Regions from separate parts of the Homo sapiens genome. Here region 2 is linked to region 1. Evidence: read pairs that join two places in POLR2A ChIA-PET (ENCODE). Cell type or tissue: GM12878. All regions are shown on one strand. Links, peaks and the distances in the headings refer to the core of each region. The heading gives the core; the rest is flanking DNA. Region 1 has its middle 12 kb from the start of ACOXL. Region 2 overlaps MIR4435-2HG (MIR4435-2 host gene).

Evidence for each region. ChIA-PET counts read pairs that join two places held together with the same protein. Peaks named below come from ENCODE experiments on the same cell type or tissue, not always from the same donor. Only the 100,000 strongest peaks of a DNase experiment are listed, where the experiment ranks them.
Region 2: POLR2A ChIA-PET joins it to region 1 with 16 read pairs; 2 of 35 experiments call an interaction of 5 or more read pairs at or near these places.

What each region holds. Positions count from the first base shown.
Region 1 is chr2:110,714,417-110,726,340 of GRCh38, forward strand. No RefSeq gene overlaps it. Among named protein-coding and RNA genes, the nearest start is that of ACOXL, 12 kb to the right of the region's middle. In GM12878, for the core only: no CTCF peak of the experiment used is centred there; a DNase peak (open chromatin) is centred at 4,173.
Region 2 is chr2:111,196,427-111,208,350 of GRCh38, forward strand. MIR4435-2HG (MIR4435-2 host gene) reads right to left here. Exons shown (of 5, transcript NR_136164.1): 5 at 1-768. Among named protein-coding and RNA genes, the nearest start is that of BCL2L11, 81 kb to the left of the region's middle. RefSeq lists a silencer at 26-320 and an enhancer at 1,384-1,503. In GM12878, for the core only: no CTCF peak of the experiment used is centred there; a DNase peak (open chromatin) is centred at 4,975; H3K27ac peaks cover 279 bases.

The DNA.
Region 1 (11,924 bases), core at 2,080-10,079:
AGGAATATAGGATCCCCACATTACATCCAAGATCAGTGAGTATTTTAAACCTAGTTGTGATATATTCTCTTCATCCCTTTTTTTTCCTTGTGTAGAGCCTAGGAAGATTGTCTTCCTAATGCCTTTTTGTGTCTTTAATTAGGATTTATGCAGCCTAATATCCTGAAATCCCTTTCACTTTGTTCTGTTGTGATTTAGGGTGTAGTTCTTTCTGAAGTATTTTAACTTGTTTGTTTTGAAGTTTTTATGTACTCTTGTTTGCTTTACTGCTCCTTACTGTAAGGATGCCAAGATAAGAAAGAAGTTGAATTGTGGAGAAATACTGAGATTTTGCAAGCTTTAAAAAGAGTTCACACCCTTATTGAGCTGAAACACTGCACCACTTACTCCTGTACCATCACTGATGTTAAATCAAGTTTAGCCTAAATCTGCCTCCTTACATATTTTAAGTTTGGCCTAAAGGTTTCTCTGTACAGTGTGAACTATAACCTAAATGTAGTTGTAAACAGACTGTAGCCTCCTCTTGTGCCAACCACCAAGTCTTGGCCAATCAAAGGTGGCCAGCTGTTCAAACCGTGTTCAAATAAAGCACAAGCCAAGCCGTAACCAATCTGGCTGTTTCTGTACCTCACTTCCATTTTCTGTACTGTCACTTTCCTTTTTCTGTCCATAAATCTTCTTCCGCCACGTGGCTGCACTGGAGTCTCTGAGCCTACTCTGGCTCAGGAGGCTGCCGGATTTGCGAATCCTTCTTTGCTCAGTTAAACTTTGTTAAACTTAATTTGGCTAAAGTTTTTCTTTTAATGTTGGCCATCATGAAACCAATAAAATCTGCTGAGAACCTAACAACTAGATTTCTTTTTGCCTTTTTCTGTTTTGTTTGTCTTTCTTTTTTGATCTATTTTGTCTTTTCTCCGTTTTCTGGTTCTTCTTTCCCTCCTGGCTTATATTTCTAGCATCATAAGGGGAAATATTTCTTTTTCTGGTAAGATATTAGAAATTTGGCCTGTTTAGTCTATCTCATGGTTTTCTGTGTTCTAAAATATCTTTCAGTTTTCAGTCACAATTTGAAAGCATCGTTAGCCCTGGTTATACAGATGTGCCTAGGATGTGACTCAGGTAAGCTTTTCTGTATTTGCTCTATTTCACTTCTGAAGCATCTCATTGGTAATGTCCAGCCAGATCTAAAAACCTCTCTCGCTGGGCGGTCCTTCCTGAAGACCCCTTTGGTTTTCAGAATTAGTGGTGTTAGCCTACCCAACAGTCATATGCCAATTCTCCTATTCAAAAGATGCCCCTTGCTAATGAATTTATTATCTCTTGGCAAAGTCTGATGAATTAATTTCATAACCATCTCTCTCCAGAAGCTGTCTGGTGAAATCTCCTATAATGTATGGTCCTTGGTAACTCCTAAGCCCCTTCTGCCCCTCAAAGAGCCACAACCTGGCTTATGAACAAATGGCCGCAGCTCTCCTGCTAACCACCATGGATTTCAGTGGGTCTATCTGGTCTCCATTCCTGGTCTTCCTGAGAAGTAAGGTCAGGAGCAGCAGGGGCAGTTGGACTTAGGTCTAGGGCTCTGTTTCTGGTCATCGGGGGAGTGCTGCAAGACCCACCAGCTCAAGGTGCTAACCTGAGCCTATCACCTCTGGATGAAATGGGGTAATGTGGATGGGTGATGTTGGACAACTGGAAGGAGGACTCAGGTAGCCCCAGCCAAAACAAAAGAGCTGAAGAATAAAAATATGCTGTCTGGCTGACATTAATGGCCAATATTTAAAAAACTTACATATCCCCTTGCCAGTTTATAGCTCTTAGATTTTTAAATATTTATTTTTTTACATACAAAAATACTTGGGGTTGTTTATATTAACAATTTGAAAAAGATCCTATATACAATGTATAAACAGACAAGAAGGAAACCTACTAAAATGTTAGCGATTAAAATCTCTAGGTGGTGAGAGTATAAGCGAGTTTATTCTTTACAGTTTTCTTAGGTTTCCAAATATTCTCCCATATGAATGTGATATTTTTAGACTCAGAAATGAATATACAAGTATACAAATTTCCATTTTCATTGTGACTATGGTGAGTTTTTTTGTGTGTCCTTATCCTACATTCCTTGAAATTTTCTCTAAAGAGATTTGTGTTCTTATTGAAACAGTAAATTTTATAAAAATAACTTTGTTTATGGTGTGTTTCATTGTACAGATATTTTTCCATACTGTTCTATATGCTTACATTTTATACATACATACACATGTGGGTACTTTTAGTTCTTTTTCCAGTATGAATACAAACCAATATACTCTATATCATTTTTTCTTACATATTGGCTTTAAGATATTTTTCCAGTCACTTTTAGGTCTTCAATCTTTCTGGACATTTAGAGAATATGATGTTTTAGGAATCTGGCTTTATTGTCCAAATGGATAGCTAATTATACCAACATCATAGATTGAAAATACCATATTTTCTCCACATATGTTAAACCATTAGTAGGCATAAATCTTTCTTTGACACAAAAAGCTGAAGTATACGGTAGAAAATGAACATATATGCCACATATCTTTGGTATTAAACACATATGACTACAGATTCATTTTTTTTGTAGAAAAGAAAGGCTCTCACATTTTTCACACTTTCACAATCCTAATGGTTCATCTTTTCTCCTGATGACAGTATGTACAGTCATCAAATGCCCTTGACCTTCCATGCCACAGCCTCCTTTCTGTTCCAGAGGGACCCCTGCCAGCCTTCCTAAAGAACACTCTCTTGAGAATTAATTCAGGAAATTTTACAAAACTGAAAATCACTCAGTGCTGACTCAATTTTTCCTAGAGTGTTGAGCATTATCTATTAATAAAATACTTAACTTATGCCCTGTTACGTAAATGTCTTCAGTGACAATAAAAAGGTTTCTTCTTTGGGAAAATTACACTGGAACCACAAGCAGTTTCCCTAAACTTTATCTCTTTAGACACCTTAACTTGTGAATACAGTCTAACCAGATTTGTTAACTGTAGACCTAAACTGCCTTGTTGTTGATATAGCTGATAAAGAATTATGGGAAGAACATTTCCTGCAACCTTCAGTTTCTGTGGGGTGGGGTGTAGGTGACAAGCAATCGAGAGTAGGTGATGCATGCATTTCCTAACTGGCACGCAATCACATTGCATTCCAAGACTACATTACTTATAGGGTTCTGTTTTACAGATGCATGGCTGCTATGTAAAAATAGAATGTTTTATAATTCTCACCAAAATATTCTTTGAAACAAACAGTTGCATGAGTCAAAATAAATCACAAAAGGAGTTCAAAAACATTTTGAACTGATTGATAATGAGAAAGCAGCACATCAAAATTTGTAAGAGGCAGGTCGAGCAATGCTTAGAGGGTAATTTTATAACTATAAAGACGAAAGAATTCTGCCTTCAGACTGGAAATTGCAACATCAACTCTGCCCTGGATCCCAGCCTGAGGGCCTGACCTGAAAATTTTGGACTTACCAGCCCCCACAGTCACGTGAGCCAATTCCTTAAAATAAATCTCTTTCTTTCCATACACATGCACACCCACTCTACTTGTTCTGTTTCGCTGGAGAACTTTGACTAATGCAGATTTTACTACAGAGAGTGGTTCTAGGGAAATAGTCTTAAGGTTGAATTTCTGAATTTGTTCTGGGGTTTCTGGAATTGGTTCTCTAATCTGATCAGATTTAAAGGTACTAATGACTCTGTTTCCAGCAGCAAAGAGAACACTGATAGTTTACGGCATTATGTGATGATAGAGATATGTAGAATATCACTACTGAATATGCTTAATCACATATTTATAAGACATAAAACTATGAGTGACCATGTATTTGATACCTTAGAACATTTTTGTTAAACTAATGAGGATGAGATTGGCTGGTTGCTCTTAATGTCATTGGACAACATGGAGAGAGAAAAGGATGAGCTCAGGGATTCAAATTTTCAGTTTAAGCCTTACATAAATGATTTGAAATGTATGTCCTGAAAGAGACTCTTATCTCCTGTAGCTGCATGGCTGAGATTGCTGAAAACCATAAAAATGATGGGGTATTTTACCAAAGTTCCCCTACTTATTATTAGCTGTATAGCTTCGGTTTGGGGATGCAAGTCCATTCTCTGCATGTTTATTTTCGAATTGCTATGCATTATCTAACCTAAAGATAGCATGTAAGGTTAAAAAAAAAATAGGGACTTTTGCCTTGATTTCACCTCTTACTGGCTGTGTGGGCTCTGGTCCAGCTTAGTGAAACAGCTTCCTCATATAGTCAAGATGATGAAAATATGCTAGACTTATAGAATTGTTGTAAGAAAGAAATTGAGGGAACATTTTGTCAACTGTAAAATATTAATACAAAGCAAGTAACTGTTACTATATGATAAAATTAATTTGTAGTACCTTGCATTAGAGGGCTTGTTAGAGGCAAACACATACTCATGGTTTTGCATGTCAGCCAGGCGCAGTGGCTCGCGCCTATAATCCCAGCATTTTGAGAGGCAGAGGTGGGAGGATCACCTGAGCCCAGGAGTTCCAGACTAGCCTGGGTAACAGAGGGAGACCTCGTCTCTACCAAAAAAAAAAAAAAAATTAGCCAGGTGTGGTGGCACATGCCTGTAATCCTAGTTATTCAGGAGGCTGAGGTGAGAGGATTGATTGAGCCTGGAAGGTTGAGGCTGCAGGAAGCTGTGATTGCACCATTGCACTACAGCCTAAGTAATACAGCAAGAGCCCATCTCAAAACCAAAAAAAAAGAAAAGAAAAAAGAAAAAATAGTTTGCATGCCAAAAACATTTGTAAGGCACAGGAAGAAGTTTTGGAATAGAAACTGGCCCAACCATATGCCCAGTTAAAAGTCCCCAAGATCCCAAACGCCTCACCATGTAATTAGCACACATTCAAAAGCTTTTGGCCACACTGTTTGGACAATTATATAAGAAATAAAAGCAACTCTCATCATTCCCACTCCTTTACCCTTGTCTGAAATTATGATTTTTAAAAATCAAATCTTTTTTCTAAATTTGGAAATAATATAATCTTTATGGCTTCAATCCCTACTATAACTTCCCCACAAAACAAAAAAATTTATAGCTTTAATTTGCTTATGCAATGAAAGTAGAGAAAAAAGTGATTACTTTCTCACTGGTCTGAAGCTGATATCAGGAGGCTGTTCATCCTGCCAAAGAAATTGCAGTGCAAAACCAGCCCCACACAGAATTGAACAGATAATCCAATGGACACTCCTTAATCCAAGTGTCCTCCATGGGCCCCACCCCTAACTGTAGCACACAGTTTTCCCTGAATCCTCATAATTTGGCTATGAGCAAGTATAAGCTGTTTCCAATCCATTCAGGCAACCCAGGGACTCTCCTTGTCTTACTCTGATGGGCTGACTGGATGACAGTATTGTCAGGCTACATGGCTCTCTCCACTGAGAGCAGAATGGCAGGGGTCCTTGAGATACCCATTCTCTTACTCCATCTGTCCTCACCAGAGTGTCCCATGGCACGTGTTTTGCAGGACCAGGTGTGGCATGGTGTGCTGCCATGGGATAGAGTGAGCAGGACTGGGGTCTAGGGGACAGAAGTAACCTGGCACCAGAATGGTCGGCTCCAGCTTGCTTCTTTCAGCCCAGTTTCAACACCCTTTTACTTGGCACAAAGATTTGAGCGTTTTCAGGTGGCCTTGAAGCTACCAAATTACACATGTGACAGGGTGAGGGCCTTCCCTCCCCTACCACTTCCCTGCCTTGCACCTGGGAGGAAGGGGGTCTTTCAATATAGCAAGCAGAGTGACCTCCCTTGAGGTGCGGTCAGTGGAGAAAGCAGTGCTGCCATGTAGATGCTCCACTCTACGGATTTGGAAAGGACCAGGCATGCCCTTGCAGAAGACTGAGAACAGTGGGGTGCGGGCACCAAGTGGATGGAACCCAGAGGGAGAGGACAACAATTATCTACCCATCCAAGGCAGACTGGAAGACTCATCGGTGGGCAGGGGCAGGGAAGGCCCATTGGACCCAATCCCCTCGGCTCCACATCTTTCTGAGCAGCTTTGTTTCCTTCTTGCTAATGCACCTTGTCACTCTGTGGTAGGGTTGGCAGGCTTTCCATGCCCATGTCCAAATAGATCCCAAAGGCCATCTGCCACCCACCCCCACCCCAGTCTCTAGAAGCTCAGCACTCAGTTGACCCTCAGGAAATGTGGGCCAAATTCAATTACTAACCTGTTGTTACCCATGAGATCATAGCCAGCGATGCTGTTGGGAGGATAAAACCTTGACATTTCACCGATGGCACATATCTAGGCAGGCCCACAGCCAACAGTTCCCTGGCAGTGCCTGGACATAAGGGTGAATGCTCACAAGCCCGCCAGCAATCTACTAGCTCACCTGATTCCCACCCTCATGCCGACATGCCAAGAACCTGACCTTTTGATCTTTACTCGTCTGATAAAGAATGGTATCTCCAGTTTGGGTTGAAAACTACATTTCTCTTACTGTGAGTGTGGTTTAACATCTTTTCAGATATACTTGTATATTTCAATTTATACTTTCACTGTTAACATTGAAACTGCTTAGTTTTATTGTATTTATTTTTGTGAATTCTATTTATGCTACATGAGATACTGCTTTCCATTTGTGGTAGTAATATCAAGTTTCCTTCAAAAATAAATTTTTACTTAGGTAAGTTTATTTAAGTAGAACAAGTGAACTGATTTCAACATAGATAGAAAACTTCCATTCGAAAATATGTATTGGGTACTTACCATGTACTAGAGAGTGTCCTAGAACCTTGGGATATAGCTAGAACCTTGGGATATAGCACACACAGAAGAATCCCTGCCTTCATAGACCTTAAGTTCTAGTGGGGAAGAAAGCCAGATACTAAAGAGGAAAATATATAAATGGCAGGAAGAGCAGAGATTGAAATAGGAGACTGAGCTTTTTTTTTTTTGAGATTTGTAGTCTCGCTCTGTCGCCCAGGCTGAAGTGCAGTGGCACAATCTCGGCTCACTGCAACCTCTGCCTCCCGGCTTCAAGTGATTCTCCTGCCTCAGCCTCCCGAGCAGCTGGGATTACAGGCACGCACCACCATGCCCATATAATTTTTGTATTTTTAGTAGAGACGGGGTTTCTCCATGTTGGTCAGGCTGGTCTCAAACTCCTTACCTCGTGGTCCGCCCACCTCAGCCTCCCAAAGTGCTGGGATTACAGGTGTGAGCCACCGCTCCCGGCCCAGAGCTCTTTTTTTTAAATCTGGTTGTCAGTCAGTCTTGTAATGCCAGTAATATATAAGAGATCAGGAAGCCAGGAGTCAGGCCCAGTGAAACTGATGTGTTGCTTACTATACACTGGCATTGATAGTATCATCCAAGAGATGTGACTTCATGAAAACATTCAGTTCTCATGTTAATTTCCTTTCCTTTCCCTCTGTGATCTGAAAGACAAACCAGAGCTAGAGTCGAGATGATGGGAAAGCTTTCTCCAAATGATGAACCTGAATCCTGCTAAATGGTCTGTTGAGAGGCCTGGTTTGTGGAAGGCATACAGAATCACACAAGTGTTTGTATACTGGCTCCAGAGCTTGACTGCTTTCTTTCTCCCAAGCTCCTGCTTCTTGCATTCTAGTTGTCTGACTTCAGGAATTAATCTCTCTGAGCCTCAACAGACTCTACTGAAATTGGGGATAATAATTGTCCGGCTGTGAGGATTCAACCAGAACATTCATGGAAAGCAGTCACTGCAGAGTCTGGAAACATTGTAAATTTAGCTAAGCAAATGTTAGTATTAACTATGATTGCCTATAATTAATTTCCTTCTTAGACTTTATGTCTAAACCTAAAATGAACTTGGAACAGGTGAAACACTCCCCAAAAATAAAAGTGTCACTTGTTTCAGAATACAAAATAAAAAAAGGAAAAGTGATGGACTGGGTTGACTAATGCCCTCTCCAAATCCATGTCCTTCCTGGAACCTTAGAATGTGAACTTAATTGTAGATATAATCGTTAAATAAAGATAAGGTCACACTGGAGCAGGATGGATCCCTAATACATTGTGATGTATGCCCTTTTAAGAAGGGAAGAGGAGACACAGAGACAGAGACACACAAGGTAGAGGTTGGATTTGTGCTGCACAAGCCAAGGAATGCCAAGAACTGCAGCAACCACCAGAGGCTGGGTGGGAAGCATGGAACAGATTCTCTTTCTGAGCTCCCAGGAAGGAACCTGCAAATACCTTGATTTGGACTTCTGGTATCTAGAACTACGAAATTTATTTTACATTTCTGTTGTCTTAAGCTACCTAGCTCAAGGTACTTTGCTATAGCAAGCTGACATGGTTTGGATCTGTGTCCCCAGTCAAATCTCATGAGGAATTCTTATCCCCAACGTTGGAGGTGGGGCCTGGTGGGAGGTGATTGGACCATGGGGATGGTCCTTCATGAGTGGCTTTAGCACCATCACCTTGGTGCTGTTCTCATGATAGTGAGTGAGTTCTTGTAAGATCTTGTTTAAAAGCGTGTGGGACCTTCTGCTTTTCCCTCTTCCTCTTGCTACAGCCATGTGAAGCTTCTTGCTCCCCCCTTTGCCTTCCACCATGATTGAAAGTTTGCTGAGGCCTCCCCAGAAATGAAGCAGATGTCAATATCATGCTTCCTGTACAGCCTGTGGAACCGTGAGCCAATTAAGCCCCTTTTCTTTATAAATTACCCAGTCTCGGTATTTCTTTATAGCAATGCGAGGACGGACTAATACACAGCCCTAGGAAACGAATACAAATGATAATCCATGTTTTTTAAAAATAGCATTTCCTCCTCCTTTAAGTCATATGGTATCCTGGAAAAAACATAGGCTGGAGAGTCAGAGGGACCTAGCTTTTAAAGATTTAAAAGGTAAAAGGTCTTAACTTCTTTGTTTCTTTTCTACCAAAATCTTGGAGTCTAATGCCATTTATTCAGTTACTTACTTACTTTATGTTACAGCATACACAAAAAGTTTCAAAATAATAACAACATTACTACTAATAATAAGACTAGTGAATACGTTATAAAATTTCTCTGCAGTTCTTCTTTAGGCTATATTCCTAGTGAGCTATGCAGTGAAAGTAATGTATTTTAAATGAATTGAAATAACTTTTCCCTTGTAGTTATGCCAGCAACCTGAAACAGAGTTGAATAAATTTGTTTCAGTTTCTTTTTCATCTTTAGTGACTGTATTTTTTTGTTAGGTTTAAAATTTTAAGGTTATGTAAAACATTTACCGAATTCCAAAGTCAAAAATTTAAAAACAAGGTCAATTCAGGGAAGGGTACCTTCCATCCCTATCCCCTCCAAAGTTCTATTGGTAACAATTTTAATTAGCTTCTGGTTTATCTGCTCTATTTGTGAAAATATAGGTAAATGTACACACACACAGCTACATAATACATATATTCCTCCTCTCTCTCACACAAAAGGTAGCACATTTTATACACTGTTCTTCACTTGCTTATTAGACAACAGTACCTCCCAGAGATGCCTGCATGTCACCATACAGAGAGAAACCTCAGAGTGACACAGCGGGGTCCATGGACTCACATCGAGCAGCTTTATTTTGGACTAGGAATGTGTGTCTTGGAGGAGGGACATGGGAAAGAGAGCTGGCCTCAAAACTTGCTGGTCTTGCTCAGGGAAGGGCACCATCATAGTTTACAGCCTGATTGTTTCCAAGAATGGGGTGCATGGGAGTCAGCGTGGGAGCCCCTGATGCCAGCCTGTCTGTGTGGGGATTCAGGGGGTGTGAGTGTGTGTCCCCAGCATGGGCCACTGGTGCCTGGTGGGGCCAGTTGAGGCTGAAGTGAGCCTGTTGGAGCCTACTTACAGGAAGACTTTATCCCGGGGGAGAAAAGATGGCAGTTACGTTAGGGGTGACTCTGGAACAAAACTGTGGCTGTGTGGAGGGGAGGGCATTCCTGAGGACCACATGGTGGCTGTTTCAGAATTTGTTCCTTCCCCAGGCACATGTCTGGCACTTGGGGTCAGAGAAGGCAGTAAGTAAAAGCTGCTAGAATTTTCCCATTGCAACCTCTGCTCTAGAACCCTGTTCCCAAAGTGATAACATAAAAGGAAGCCATATTTCCTGGATCCTGTCCCCACATGCCAGCCTTTCATCCCACCCAGGGGGCTCCTTGTGGATCAGACAATGCCCAGTGGGGAGCCAGTGGAACTGCTGGTGAGCATATGGGAGAAACCCCTCAGGGCCCCTGGAGGTGTGTCAGTGCAACAAGAAGGAGGGACTTCTTAGGCTGTGTGGGAGGTGAAGAAAAACCAAAATGAAAGAAAGAAGAAGGAAGGAAGGAAGGAGGGAGGGAGGGAGAGAAGAAAGGAAGGGAGGGAGGGAAGGAAACAAGGAAGGAAGGAGGCACAGACGGAGGGAAGGAAAGAAAGAGGGAAGGAAGGAGGGAAGGGAGGAACAGAGGGAGGGAAGGAAAGAAGGAAAGAGGGAAGGAAGGAAGAACGGAGGGAGGAAGGGAGGAAGGAAGGAGGCATGGAGGGAGGAAGAGAGGAAGGAAGGATGGAAGGAAGGGAGAAAGGAAGGAAGGAGGGAGGGAGGGAAGAAAGGAAGGGGGGGAAGAAAGAAGGAGGCAAGGAAGGAAGGAAGGAGAGAAGGAAGGAAGGACAGAGGGAGGGACAGAGGGAGGGAAGGAAAGAAAGAAAGAGGAAGGAAGGAAGGAGGGAAGGAAAGAGGAAGGGAGAAACAGAGGGATGGAAGGAAAGAAGGAAAGAGGGGAAGAAGGAAGGAGGAATGGAGGGAGGAAGGAAGGAAGGAAGGAAGGGAGGCTTATCAGGGGCCTAAGTCTTGGCATAGACAGGTGAGGCCCCGGCCAGGTAAATCTGAGCTATTACCTTTACTGGGACTCCTGAAGTGCTCAGACTGGGGAGTACTGAGAAGCATGGGGGACAGTGTAAATTAGTTTCCCAAATCATCCCATTTCTCCCTCCTCAAGCCCTACACAACAGCCATGCCCTGCAGTGTCCTCACCTGAAAAGAAGGGACTGACTAGACAAGCTCCAGGGTGCCCCCGGCTCTGACGTTTTACGGTTCCATGATTTCTACAAAGGACACTGAAGTGCCCCCGAGAACAGACTGTGCCTCTCCACAGAACCGTGAACCATGGATTGTAACGTTCATGCCCCAGGCCTCCATAAAAACAGCATCCATAATGTTTGCCAAGGCCCCCAGGTTAGTCCTGTCTCGGTAGCATGATGTGCGTGTGACTGAAGAGTCGTGTGAGCCTGGGTAGGCCATTTGGAGGCCTGGGTCCTCTGACATTGAGAGCCATGTGCCCTTGGGCAAGTCAGTTAACAAAAGGAAAGCTGCCAGCCAGATGCACATGGCCACATTAAAATCCACAGAGCCACCGTATGTGGGAATGCTCTCTCTTGCTGAGGGGTCAGCCTTTTATACCAAGGCCAATGGTCCAGAAGCAGCAGAGTGAAGCTCGCAGCAGCTTATGGCCCCACCTTTTGTACTGAGGGCCTAGGACTACAGAGAGCCCCTGGGCAAACCCAGATGTCATCGCCAGGCCACTGTGGATCTGTGCATCCTTCTCAGAGGCCGGTGACTGCTGTGGCTTCCTCAGGCTCCTTCTGCAGCCCAGCTGCAGGGATGCCAGTTGTCAGCCCAGCCTGCCTCTGCAGGCCTTCCTTCCAGCAGCTCCTTAGAGAGGATTTTCTTAGCCTGGCCCCAGGGAAGCTCATACATCTACCTTGTGTCCTTCAACCTCTCATATCCTATTGATGGTCTTGAAGGAGAACCCCCATAGAATGTTATTTGGGGTATTACTGTTTAGAGCAGCCTAGAGGTCCCTCCAATTCTGGAGAGGATGGCAGTCCTGTCCTGTTATGCTGCCTGCAA
Region 2 (11,924 bases), core at 1,647-9,646, 480 kb after region 1:
ATCACACATCTAAGTTAAACACACTCTCAATCACCTCACTCATGTTTCCTGTTTTGGTTAACACATTTTAATTGACTTTGGTCTTTTCACCGTCGCTCTTCCACCTGCAATGCTGGACTGAGTGTCATGCATTGTCCGGGAACCCAGATCCTGGAACTTCCGGCAGAGTCTGGAGTTGTCACCTGTTGTTGTGTAAGAACCATCTCTGCCAGTTCTTATGAGGAGCTGCCTAGCAGAGAATTCAACATTGACCTGAGCCAGCTTAGCGAGCTCGTACAACAGCTGGGCTGGTTATTCCTCTGGGCCACTGGTTCTTACCTCTGGTTGTTCATTAGTCATCAGGGGAATTTTTGAAAAGTATGGGAGCCTGTCCACACCCAGAGATTTGGTTCTAACGGGTCCTCAGTGAGCCAGGACATTGGTTTGGGTCCCACTGGTTTAGTTCCCCTCATTAGGACTTTTGCTCTGGAACATGCTGCATTTTCCCAGGCCCAGGGCAAAGAAGAATGTCCTACATGATCAGAATTTAAGGGACTGTTATGCTGCTTTCCTACCTGACTGTTCACCTAGTCTTTTTTTTTTTTTTCCAAAATGTAACACCATGAAAAGTTTATCTCTCTCAAAAAATAGACACAATGGTATTAATGACAACAGCAGTTGCAGCTCCTGGAGGTGGTTCCATTGGCAGGCCCTGGCTCCCTTCAGACAAGGTTCACAAGTTGGTAAGGCTGGACTTCCATTTTCCAGTAGATACAGGAGCTTGGTGAGCTGGAAACACAATGGCAGAAACTACTTTCATCAAGCTTAAAGATATACTGTGTCTTTCTCCTATCTCTGCATAGCCTTTAATCATTTTTTATTTTGATAGAAACAATACTATTTCTGTAATACCTTCATTAAAAGCTACTACATATCCTCTTGGGAAGTGGACAGAGACTACATTGCAAATTAACACATTTATTCCCAAATTGACGTAAATAACATAATGATGTTTATGTATCACTGGATTTCTCAAGGCAAAAGGGGAAATCTATCTGGTGTGGTGGAGAGTTTCCAAAGATGGTCGCCGTCCCTTCATTCTATCCTCTACGCACTTGCCACCACCCACTGAGAGGTGGAATCTACCCCATGCCCACCCCCACCTCTCGCCTGAGTCTGGACTGGCCCTGGGACTGCTCTGCCCAAGAAAATCCTACAGAATTATACTCTGGGACTTCTGAGCCAAGACCTTAAGTGTTAACTGGCAGCTTCTGCTACCTTCCTTCCCCTGGGCCCCAGTCTCCATGCTAAAAGAAGACGGGGCCACATACAGAGGCATGTGGAAGAGAACCTAGGCTCCGTGGTGACAGCCCCAGCACGAGTCAGGGTCGCAGCCAGCAGGTAGCACCGAATGCCAGCCACATCAGGGGAGACTGCTTGGAGGCTCCAGCCCGGTTGAACTCCAAATGACTGTAGCCCCTGCTAATGTCACCAGTGTCACACGGAAATGGAAACCTACCAAGCAGTCAACCCACAGAAATAATAAAATGACTGGGTTTTTTTTGTTTGTTTTTGTTCTTTTTTTTGAGATGGAGTCTCGCTCTGTCGCCCAGGCTGGAGTGCAGTGGCACGATCTCGGCTCACTGCAAGCTCCGCCTTCCGGGTTCACGCCATTCTCCTGCCTCAGCTTCCTGAGTAGCTGGGACTACAGGCGCCCACCACCACGCCCACCTAATTTGTTTTTGTTTTTGTATTTTTAGTAGGGATGGGGTTTCACCATGTTAGCCAGTATGGTCTCCATCTCCTGACCTCCTGATCCACACACCTAGGCCTCCCAAAGTGCTGGAATTACAGGGGTGAGCCACTGCGCCCGGCCAACTGTTGTTTTTAACCACTACATTTGGGGATGATGGCCATAGATTAAAAACAACGACAATAAAGCTGTGGCTTGCCCCAGGTTATAGCAATTGTATGAATCAGGATTCTTCAGAGAAATAGAACTAATAGGATGGAGAGAGAGAGAGAGAGAACCTGAAAGCTGCAGAGCAGGGTGACAAGCTAGAACATCTGGTAGGAGTTAATGTTGCAGTCTGGGATCCTAAATCTAGAAAACTTGAGCAGGATTTCTATGTTGTAGTCTGGAGGAGAATTCTGACTTCCTTGGGGGACCTCAGTCTTTTCCTTTCAGGCCTTCAACTGATGGAATGAGGCCCACTCATGTTATGACAGGTAATCTGCTTGGCTTTAGTCAAAGTCTGTTGATTTCAATGTTAACGACATCTAAAAAATGCCTTCACAGAAACATGGAGACTGGTGCTTGACCAAACAGCTGGGTAGCACGGCCTAACCAAGCTGACATAAAAATTAGCCACCGCAGCAATGAAACCTGGGAGTTGCCCTGGCTTTCAGGCCTGCACACAAGGCTGTCACTCCTCGGCTACTGCTGGAGACAATACATGAACTCGACACACCCAGGGCCAGCCACGAGCCCGGTGCCGTGGGACAGCCTAGCTTCAATCCCTCGAGTGGAGGAAAGATAACCACAGCCAGCACCATCTCCACTTCCCTCTGGATGAGTTCAGCCCTGAAAAGAGAGAAGGGGTTTTTGCTTGCTTCTACACCCGGAGATATCAGAAAGCCCAGATTCTAAATTCACCCCTCAAAGTGAGGAAAGTGAGGGCCAGGTGGGACTCAAGCCGGCCACTCATCACCAAATGGTCCTTTGTAGCAAATGGACATTTCCACCATTCCAGGTTGCTAGTGATACTGAGCTGCTTCTAGAAGGGGATGCCCAATTTAGTTTTATGTGGAATTCAGTTTCAAGGACAACTAAATAAAAAAGAGCAACTGTGTACAGGGTTTGTAAAAATAGACAACTGATGAACTGCTTTCTCCTCTGGCCTGGCCCTCTTTCAGCCCCTTGATCCCTTCTCTTCGGACTGGTCTTTATAAAGGACAAATCTGATCATATGATTCCCTTGCTGAAAATCCTTTCTTGGCTCCTTGTTGCCTATGGCAGTTTCTCAAAATACGGTGTGTGGCACATCAGGTGGCTTTAGGTGGCATAAAAATTGATGCTGTTTATTTTAATAGTGACTTTTTGGGTTTTGTGGTCATCTTCTATTTAGGACAAGTAACATGGTTTTTCATTTTGGTAGTGGAATTAAATGGATTTACTTCTCCATTGGTCTGAAGAACAGTGTTAGGCTAACAGTGATCTGGATGGTGGGAAATGGCAGAGTCATGGAGATGGACTCAGACGTGGGGAGTAGCAGGGCCCGGGGGCCCTGCCGGGTCTGCCACCTTCCTCGTCTCCTTTCTTCTCTCCACCGGAGGACTCACCTTTATCTCCCAATAAATAGCAAAGAGCCAGCAATTGCCAGGACCACACCTGATGACATTGCTAATCCCACTGTCTGGAATGCTCTGCCCCCAAGGCCCCACTACGTGGAAGACTCCTATTCATCTTTCACATCCCAGCTCAGGAGTCACTGCTTTCATTAGGCTTCCTTCAAATTGTTTCCTTCCACGGTCCCTGTAGCACGGACCCTCCCCTGTGTGTCACTCACCAGGAATAGGGACCGTGTTGGGGATGTCCTTAGAAGCTTGGGCGCTTCTGCAGGACTCAGGATGGGAGGAAAAGACTCTGTCACACTGCGAGACAGGAACTGGCAGCTGATGTCCGAGGGCAGGGTATAAAAGAAAAGGCGGCTACCTGCTTATTGCCATAAGTCCCAGGGCAGCCGGGTGCTGTCTGAAGGGGTCCCCTCCCAGGCCCAATTTCTCAAACCCAGGGAGAACACCTCTCGTCTTCCCCACTCCCCTCCCTGCCCCCTAACTTCTATTTTCCGGAGACTGAAGACAAGCAGAGGCCTGTGTGTGGTGTGTCAGGGCTCCTCTCCCAGTCCCGTGTTTCCCTCACAGCAGGGAAATCCTTCCTGTGCAGCCCCCTCCAGAAGGGAACACCTGCCCCTGATTTTACCAAGAGCCAGATCAGTATCATTGTTTGCACAGAGAGAAACCCTCCTACTGTGATTGCCAGTGATAGCAGTATGGGTTGTGGGAAGTGGGAGGAGTCAGGACTGGGACTCTGTCTGCTCCATGGCTTCCGGCTCGGTGGAGCGAGAGTGCCACAAGCTGTAGAGGACGGGGCTCATCCTCTTATGTGAAAGTGGGAAGCAGACAGGCTTCTGGGGGTTTCCGGTTCCTGCGCCTTGACCCCTGACCGGCAGCTGGTCTCAAAGCTGTCTTACCACTTAGGGCTACAATAGCCGGGCTCTGGCGCTTGGCTACCTGTCTGTGAAGTGGGCGTCTGGATGGACACTGGTAACCTCTCTGCATGCGTGGCTTTGCTTTCTTTTTGACTCTGCTCTTCCCTGGCTGCAGGGAGTGGGACTGTCAGCCAAGGGTGATCCCATCACCTGGTTGGCCAATCAGAGAGTCTGTGCCCCTGCCACAGTGATTGGTCCTGGAGTGGCCCAATTACAGTCCTCTTTGGGCAACTGGTGTGAACCCTGGGAGAGAGAAGTTCAGAAGTTATTCTGAACTCAAGAGTGTAAGGATGAGGCAAGAAATTAATCTAGAGAATAAAGTGAGCACAGGAGAAAGTACAGCTGAAGAGATGGGGGAGAGGACAGAGGAAGAAAGGAGGGATCTGAACGCAGGAACATAGCCCCCTAGCGTGAGTGGCCCCTCCACTTGGGGTGAGAAACCTGACTCACTCTGGGGCTTATGGAATCAGTGGATGGGAAAGAGAGCATTTGATTAGATGTCTGGCCCAGAGTAGCCCAAGAAAGAATGGTCCCAATGCCACTGTCTCCCAGTCTGCCTGGAAAGACCGTCAGGGGCAAGTGGTCCTGGTTCAATGTTCACAGTCTCAAAGAAAGCCTGCCTCTCCACTGAGGGGTCACCCTGGTGCCGTTGAATTATGACTGGGCATGGAGAGTCCCCGGGGCTGTGGTTAGGGTGCTATCAATGCCTTCTGACACCTGTAGAGACTGATGGAGGAAGCCAGCCGCACTGTGAAAGGGGGTGGATGTTCTAGTACTTTCTACAGAGAAGCTGTTTTCACTTGCAGGCTGCCAAGTTGGGGCTGGGCTGCTCTGTCAAGTGGAGAGAGGCCCTCCTCCCAGCTGCTGGAGGGAAGACCAGCCAGAGCTTGGTTCTAAGCTGTCTCTGGACCTGCAGAAGTTCTCTAACCTCCTGTAGCCTCAGCCCCTCCAGAAGTGCTCCTTTCTGGCACCTGGGAGTAAAATGGAAAAAGCACAGCTCCCTGCTCTCCATCTTTATTTTGTTCTGCAGTTTAAAAATTGAGATATAAATTACATAGAATAAAATCTATATGTAAAAAGCAAGTTTTATTTATGTATGACCCCATGCAACCATCACCCACTCCAGGATCCAGAGCATTTCTGCCACCCTAGAGAAGGAGAGAGTCCCCTCCTGTCCCATCTAGTAAACCCCTCTCCTCAGGAGTAACCATGACTCTGATGTCTGTCATCACAGGTTAATTTTACCTGTTCTTAAACATAAAAATGGAATCATACAGTAAACATTCTTTTTGAGTAGTTTCTTTCATCCAGAATGTTTTTGAGATTCATCCAAGTTTGTGTGTCAGCAGTTTATTCTTTTTCATTGCTGAGTAGTTTTTCATTGTATGTATGTCTAGACAGTGACAGTCACAAGGATACATTCTGAGAAATGCGTCATTAGGTAATTTTGTGTTGTGTGAACATCATAGAGTGTACTTACACAATTCTACACTTTGCAGCCTACTGCATACCCAGGCTGTAAGGCCTATTGCTCCTAGGCTACAAACGTTTGCTGCATGTTATTGTACTGAATACTGTTGGCAATTGTAACACAATGGTAAATATTCATGTATCCAAACATACCTAAAAATTAAAAAAGGTATGGTAAAAATATGGTATAAAAGATAAAAATGGCACGCCTGTACAGGGCACTTACCATGAATGGAGCTTGCAGGACTGGAAGTTGCTCTGGTGAGTCAGTGAGTGAGTGGTGAGTGAATGTGAAAGCCTAGGATGTTATTGTACACCGCTGTGGACTTTATAAACAGTGTGCACTTGGGTGATAGGAATTTTTCCTTCCATTATAATTTCATGGGACCATGATTGTGCAGAGCATGACTGTATTACATTTGGATTGTGTCTAGATAAACATTTAATAGGTATTTGAGTTGTGTCTTGTTTTTAGCTATTACAAATAAAATTTATGAGCATTTTGATGGATATTTGCACTTAACTTCTCCTTGAGAAAAACCTAGGAGTAGAATTCCTGGGTGATCTGAGAGGTGAATGTTTAATTTTGCTAGAAAATCCCAAACATTTGTCCAATGTTACTGTATCATTTTGCATTTCTACCAGCAGTGAGAGCTCCAATTGCTTTGTCTACTTGCCAACATTTGGTATGGTCAGTCTCTTTAGACACTTAAGTGGGTGTGTTATGGTATCTTGTTGTGGTTTTAATTTGCATTTCCTTGATAAATAATGGTTTGAGAACATTTTCATGTGCTTATTGGCCATTTAGATATCCTCTTTTGTGAAGCACTTGGTCAGTCAAGGCTTTTGCTTACTAAAAATTTTTTTCTTGCCAGAATAAATTGGGATGTTTATAACTTTTCTACAGGCAGCAATATGGAAATTACTAGGAGTTATACTTTTATTACTTTCAGATTATTTGCATTAAGACCATAAGTTTTCAAATGAGTGGTACAAAAGATAAGAAACAAAATTGTGTTAAAATATCCTTGAGGCAATCAAGTATAAAAATGACACTAATTTATTTTATTGTGATGAGAAGAAATAAGATAGTTTAAGCATGATCTGAGGTAAGAATTGTAATTCTTTAACCAGGCAAGAATCAAAAGTTAATCCAAACAATTTTCAGATACAGAATACCATTTGTGCTTTTTTTTTTTTTTTTTTTGAGACAGAGTCTCTCTGTTGCCTGGGCTGGAGTGCATTGGTGTGATCTCAGCTCACCTCAGCCTCTGCCTCCCAGGTTCAAGTGATTCTCCTGCTTCAGCATCCTGAGTAGCTGGGATTACAGGTGCCTACCACCAAGTCCGGCTAATTTTTGTAGTTTTAGTAGAGACACAGTTTCTTCATGTTGGCCAGGCTGGTCTCAAACTTCTGACTTCAAGTGATCCACCCACCTCGGCCTCCCAAAATGCTGGGATTACAGGCATGAGCCACAGCACCCGGCCCCATTTGTGCATTTGTAAGGTCCATTATAGTAGTTACATTTCCAGAAAAACTAAAAGAAATTCTGAGATATAATGTGAAATGAAATTTGGCACGCAGCTCTTAATATCACTTTTACTTAGCATGCATTGGACACCTACAGTGCAGGTGAGGAACACTGTTAGGCGTCCAGCAGAGACAGGATGGATGGGCACCATCAGCAAGCATGCATCAGATCCCAAAGTACCCTCTCTATGGGGCTTCTTGAGTTTTCTCTGCAGCTGTTTTTTGTTTGTTTGTTTGTTTGTTTGTTTGTTTTCCTTATTTGCTGGTGTTCTGCTAGAACCAGGTTAAATTGAATTTTTGTTTTCACTATACTTTACTATTCTTTTTCTGAGCTGGCATCACTAGGCTATCCAGTTGTCTTGATTGCAGTACTCTAAATCAATTGGCCCTTCCCTCAATCTACCTAATTCACACAATCTTTCAGCCACGGGAGCACATCTCACAAAATGAGAAGCGTCTTTCCTAGTAGCTGTAATCTGCTTCAATTTGCTGCCTGGTAAAGCTATTGTGAGCTTGCTGAATCACTGCTATGTTGCTCATAGCTGTGTCCAAACTGTGAAAATTGCCCAGTCTCTGATCATGTCTCACCTCAGTGGGTACAGGTCAATAGCACAATTGGTGTGATGGTTCATTTTAAGCGTCACTTTGGCTGGGCTACAGTGTCTAGACATGTGGCCAAACATTATTCCAGATGTTTCTGTAGGTGTTTTTGGATGAGATTTTTACATTGAAATGGATGGGCTTTGAGTAAAGCAGATCACCCTCATAATGAGGATGGGCCTCATCCAATCAGTTGAAAGACTGAATAAAACAGAAGATTAAGCAAGAGGGGATTCTGCAGCCTATGGCCTTCAGACTTGAACTGCAACATTGACTCTTCCTGGGTCTCCAGGTTGCCAGCCCACCCTGCAGATTTTGGACTTGTCAGCCTCCATAATCATGTGAACCGATTCCTTAATATAAATTTCTTCATATACCTATATATACAGTCACACACTGCATAACAATGTTTTGGTCAATAAAGGATCACATATCTGATGGTGGTCTCATGAGATTATAATAGCATAATATATTATATATTCTATATATAAATTATATATTATAATTATAATATATAATATATTATTATAATATAATAAAATTCCTATCACCTAGTGATTTCATAGCCATCACAATATCACAGGACAGCATATTACTCAACAAGGCTGTGGTTGAGACAGCAAACAACGGTTCCTGAGAAACTGACTAATGAGTTGTAGGAACTGGAACCAGAATCCATAGCTGAAGAGAGGCAAGAGAAAAGAAACTGCAGGAGAAGAAAAGAAGAACCCCTGAGAAAATTCACAGTGAAGCATTTGGCAGAAGCTTTTGCAGACCTCAACTTTTTCTTTAAAAAGTTTGAAAGTGACCCCCGACACTGAAAGGTTTTTATTAATAGAGAGGAATGTTCGTGGTGCATTATCTGTTTACAAACAAATCTGTGATGAAAAAAAGAAACAACTAAGCAAGATGCTATGGACATATTTCTGAAAAGAGTGACACCTCCTCAAGAAGATCCTCAGTCAGGTCCTTCAGGCGGTGTTCCAGAAAAAGGCGTTGCTATCATAGGAGATGACAGCTCCGTGCATGTTATCATCCCTGAAGACCCTCCAGTGGGACGAGATGTGGAGGCGGAAGATACTGATACTGATGATCCTGACCCTGTGTAGGCCTATGCTAATGTGTGTTTATGTCTTAGTTTTCAACAAAAAGGTTTAAAATTTAAAAATAAAAAATTTCTAAATAGAAAAAAGCTTATAGAATAGGGATATAGAGAAAGACAATATTTTCGTAGAGCTTTACAGTGTGATTTTGTTTTAAGCTAAGTGTTATTACAAAAGAGTCAAAATGTTAAAAAGAAGTTTAAAGTTTATGAAGTAAAAAAGTTACAGTAAGCTAAGGCTAACTTATATATTTTAAAAAATATTTTTAGAAATTTAGTGTAGCCTAAGCGCACAGTGTAATGTCTTAGTTGCTCACGGACTCGCCCAGAGCAACTTCCAGTTCTACAAGCTCCATTGATTGGAAGTGCCCTATATAAGTGTGCAATTTTCACTTTTTATACTGTATTGTTACTGTACCTTTTCTATGTTAGATATGTCTACATAGACATATATACCTACCATTGTGTTATAATTGCCTACAGTATTCAGTATAGTAGCATGCTGTACAAAGCCTAGGAGTGACAAGCTATACCACATAGTCCAGGTGTGTGGTAGGCTATGCCATCTAGGTGTGTGCAAATACACCCTATGATGTTTGCACAACGATGAAATTGCCTAAGGACACATTTCACAGAATGTATCTTTGTTGTTATGCAACACATGGCTGTATATACACACATCTTTTGATTCTGGCTCTCTGGAGAACCCGCATATACTTGACAAAAATGTCAGGGTAAGCCTGGAGTCCTGCTGGTTGTTCTCCTGTCTGTCATGTTAAAAGAAAAATAAAACTATTAACTGGCTTTCATTTTTAAACATTCCCAGGCCCCAAATTCTATATCCCCCTGGAATCAGCATGGCTGCAGGAACATCTTCTCTCTGCCGGTCAAGGACACTCCTCAGCAGAGTGGCCCTTTCCGAAGCTGAAACAACTTCTGCCTCTACTTGCATGGCTTCCCAAAGGCTGGATCCTTGTGGGAATGCATTTCAAAAGGGAAGAATCAACTGATTTCGGGGCATGCAATCAAGACCCTAGGTATCAGTATGAAGGAGTTCTTCATATAATCTGGATATGAGCCTCAGTTAGGTATATGTATAGTAAAGAGTTTCTCCCAGTCTGTGGCTGCCCTTTTCCCTTTATTCATGATGTCTTTTAATACACATAAATTTTAATTTTGATAAAGCCCCAGTCACCTCTTTACAAATTTTATGCTTATTGCTTTTTTGTGTCTTAAAATATCTTTGCCTACCTGAACATCATGAAGACATTCTCCCATGTTCTCTTCTCAAGAACTTTACTATTAGTTTTCAGACTTAGGTTTATGATCCATCTCAAGTTAATATTAGTGTTTGGTGTGAGGTAGGTGGTCAAGATTTTTTTTCCATATGGATATCTGGTTGCTCCAGCAACATTTATTGAAAATAACTTTCTTTTTCCTATCTAACTGTTTGGCACCTTTGTCAAAAATCATTTGACTATAGGTGTAGTCATTTTTATCCAACAAGTTTTTGGGTGGGTGGCCGCAGACATTTGGTCTGGAGCTATACTACCTGGACAAGAATGTATCAGGGTCATGAACTTGTCCTCATAGTGCAAAGATTTCTGGTCACTTCCATTTCCCAGTCACCTTTGTGAATTACTACTTGGAAGTTTTATGATACCACCAAGCCTTGGTTTTGCTGTCAAATACCCAAGGTGCTTGACCCCTCCCTGCCACAGTTTCCTTATCGGTAAAATGGTATAATGGCAATAACTGATGCATGGGGCTGTTGCAAGATCAATGGGGTCACGAATGCAATGAGAACACTCGCTATTGCCTGTTTCCTCCTTACCACTGTGAGCTCCTTGAGAGCAGAGACCATGTTTTATGAATCTGCATTTCAGTGCTTGAAAGGATACCTGGCATATGGCAGGTGTTTCTTAAATGTATGGAGAATAAACTATATTCTTTTAGATGGTGTAGATAGAACCATTTGTATGGCAGTCTGTTGTTATTTTATTCCTACCCAATCCAGGGGACTTGTCTGTCTTTATCTTATTTGACACACTTGACTGCTCCTTCCTGAAGCCCTTTATTCTCTTTGCTTCTAGAATACCACACATTTTTTGCTCTCCTCCTGCTGTACTGAATGTTCTTTCTTAGTCTTCTTGGTCATGCCTGTTGCCTCTGCTCTAAGGACTTTTCTGCCCAGGGATCGTCTTCCACCCCTTTTCTTCTCTATGCCACACTGTCTCTCTTGGTGATCCCTTCTTCTCTCATGGCTTTAAGTTCTATTTGCTCACAACTCCTGAATGCCTGTATCCATCCTGAGCCCACAGTCATGTACGCCATGACCTACCCCACTTAGGCTTAACAGGCATTTCACTTCAAAGTAGTCCAAAACAAAGCAGGAGATTTTTCCCACATGTGATTTTATTTCACTCTGTCTTGAGTTCTCAAGTTTTTCAAGACAAAATCTTCCGAGTCAGTCATGGCTCTTCTCTTTATCCTCACTCCGCTTCTCTAGTTCTTTATCAGGTCCAGTTTGACTCTATCTCTAAAACCATTTCTGAATGTGTCAATTTCTTTCATTCTAACTGGCTCTACTACAAGTCCAAGTCACCATCCTCTCTTGACTGGGCTACTGCAGTGGACTCTGGCCTGGTCTCTAAGCTTTCTTTCTTGAGGGATCTGGTCATACCACTCCCTATGCAAAACCCTGTTGTAGAGCAAAGTCCAGGCTTGTTGCTTTATCCTAAAAAGCCCCATGGCAAGGGCCTCTGCCTGACTCCTTGACTTTGTGGACAAATGGGTTTATCTATGGGGAAATAAGAATGCAACATTCCTGACATCATGGAGGCCCAGCCTTCTATCTAGAGTTATATAACATCTTGGAAGGTTCCAAAGGCATTAAGTCAAGTCCAGGTTTGTCAGTTTCTCCAAAAGATGTCAATGAAAACTGCATACGTCTTGCAGCTGAATATCTAAAG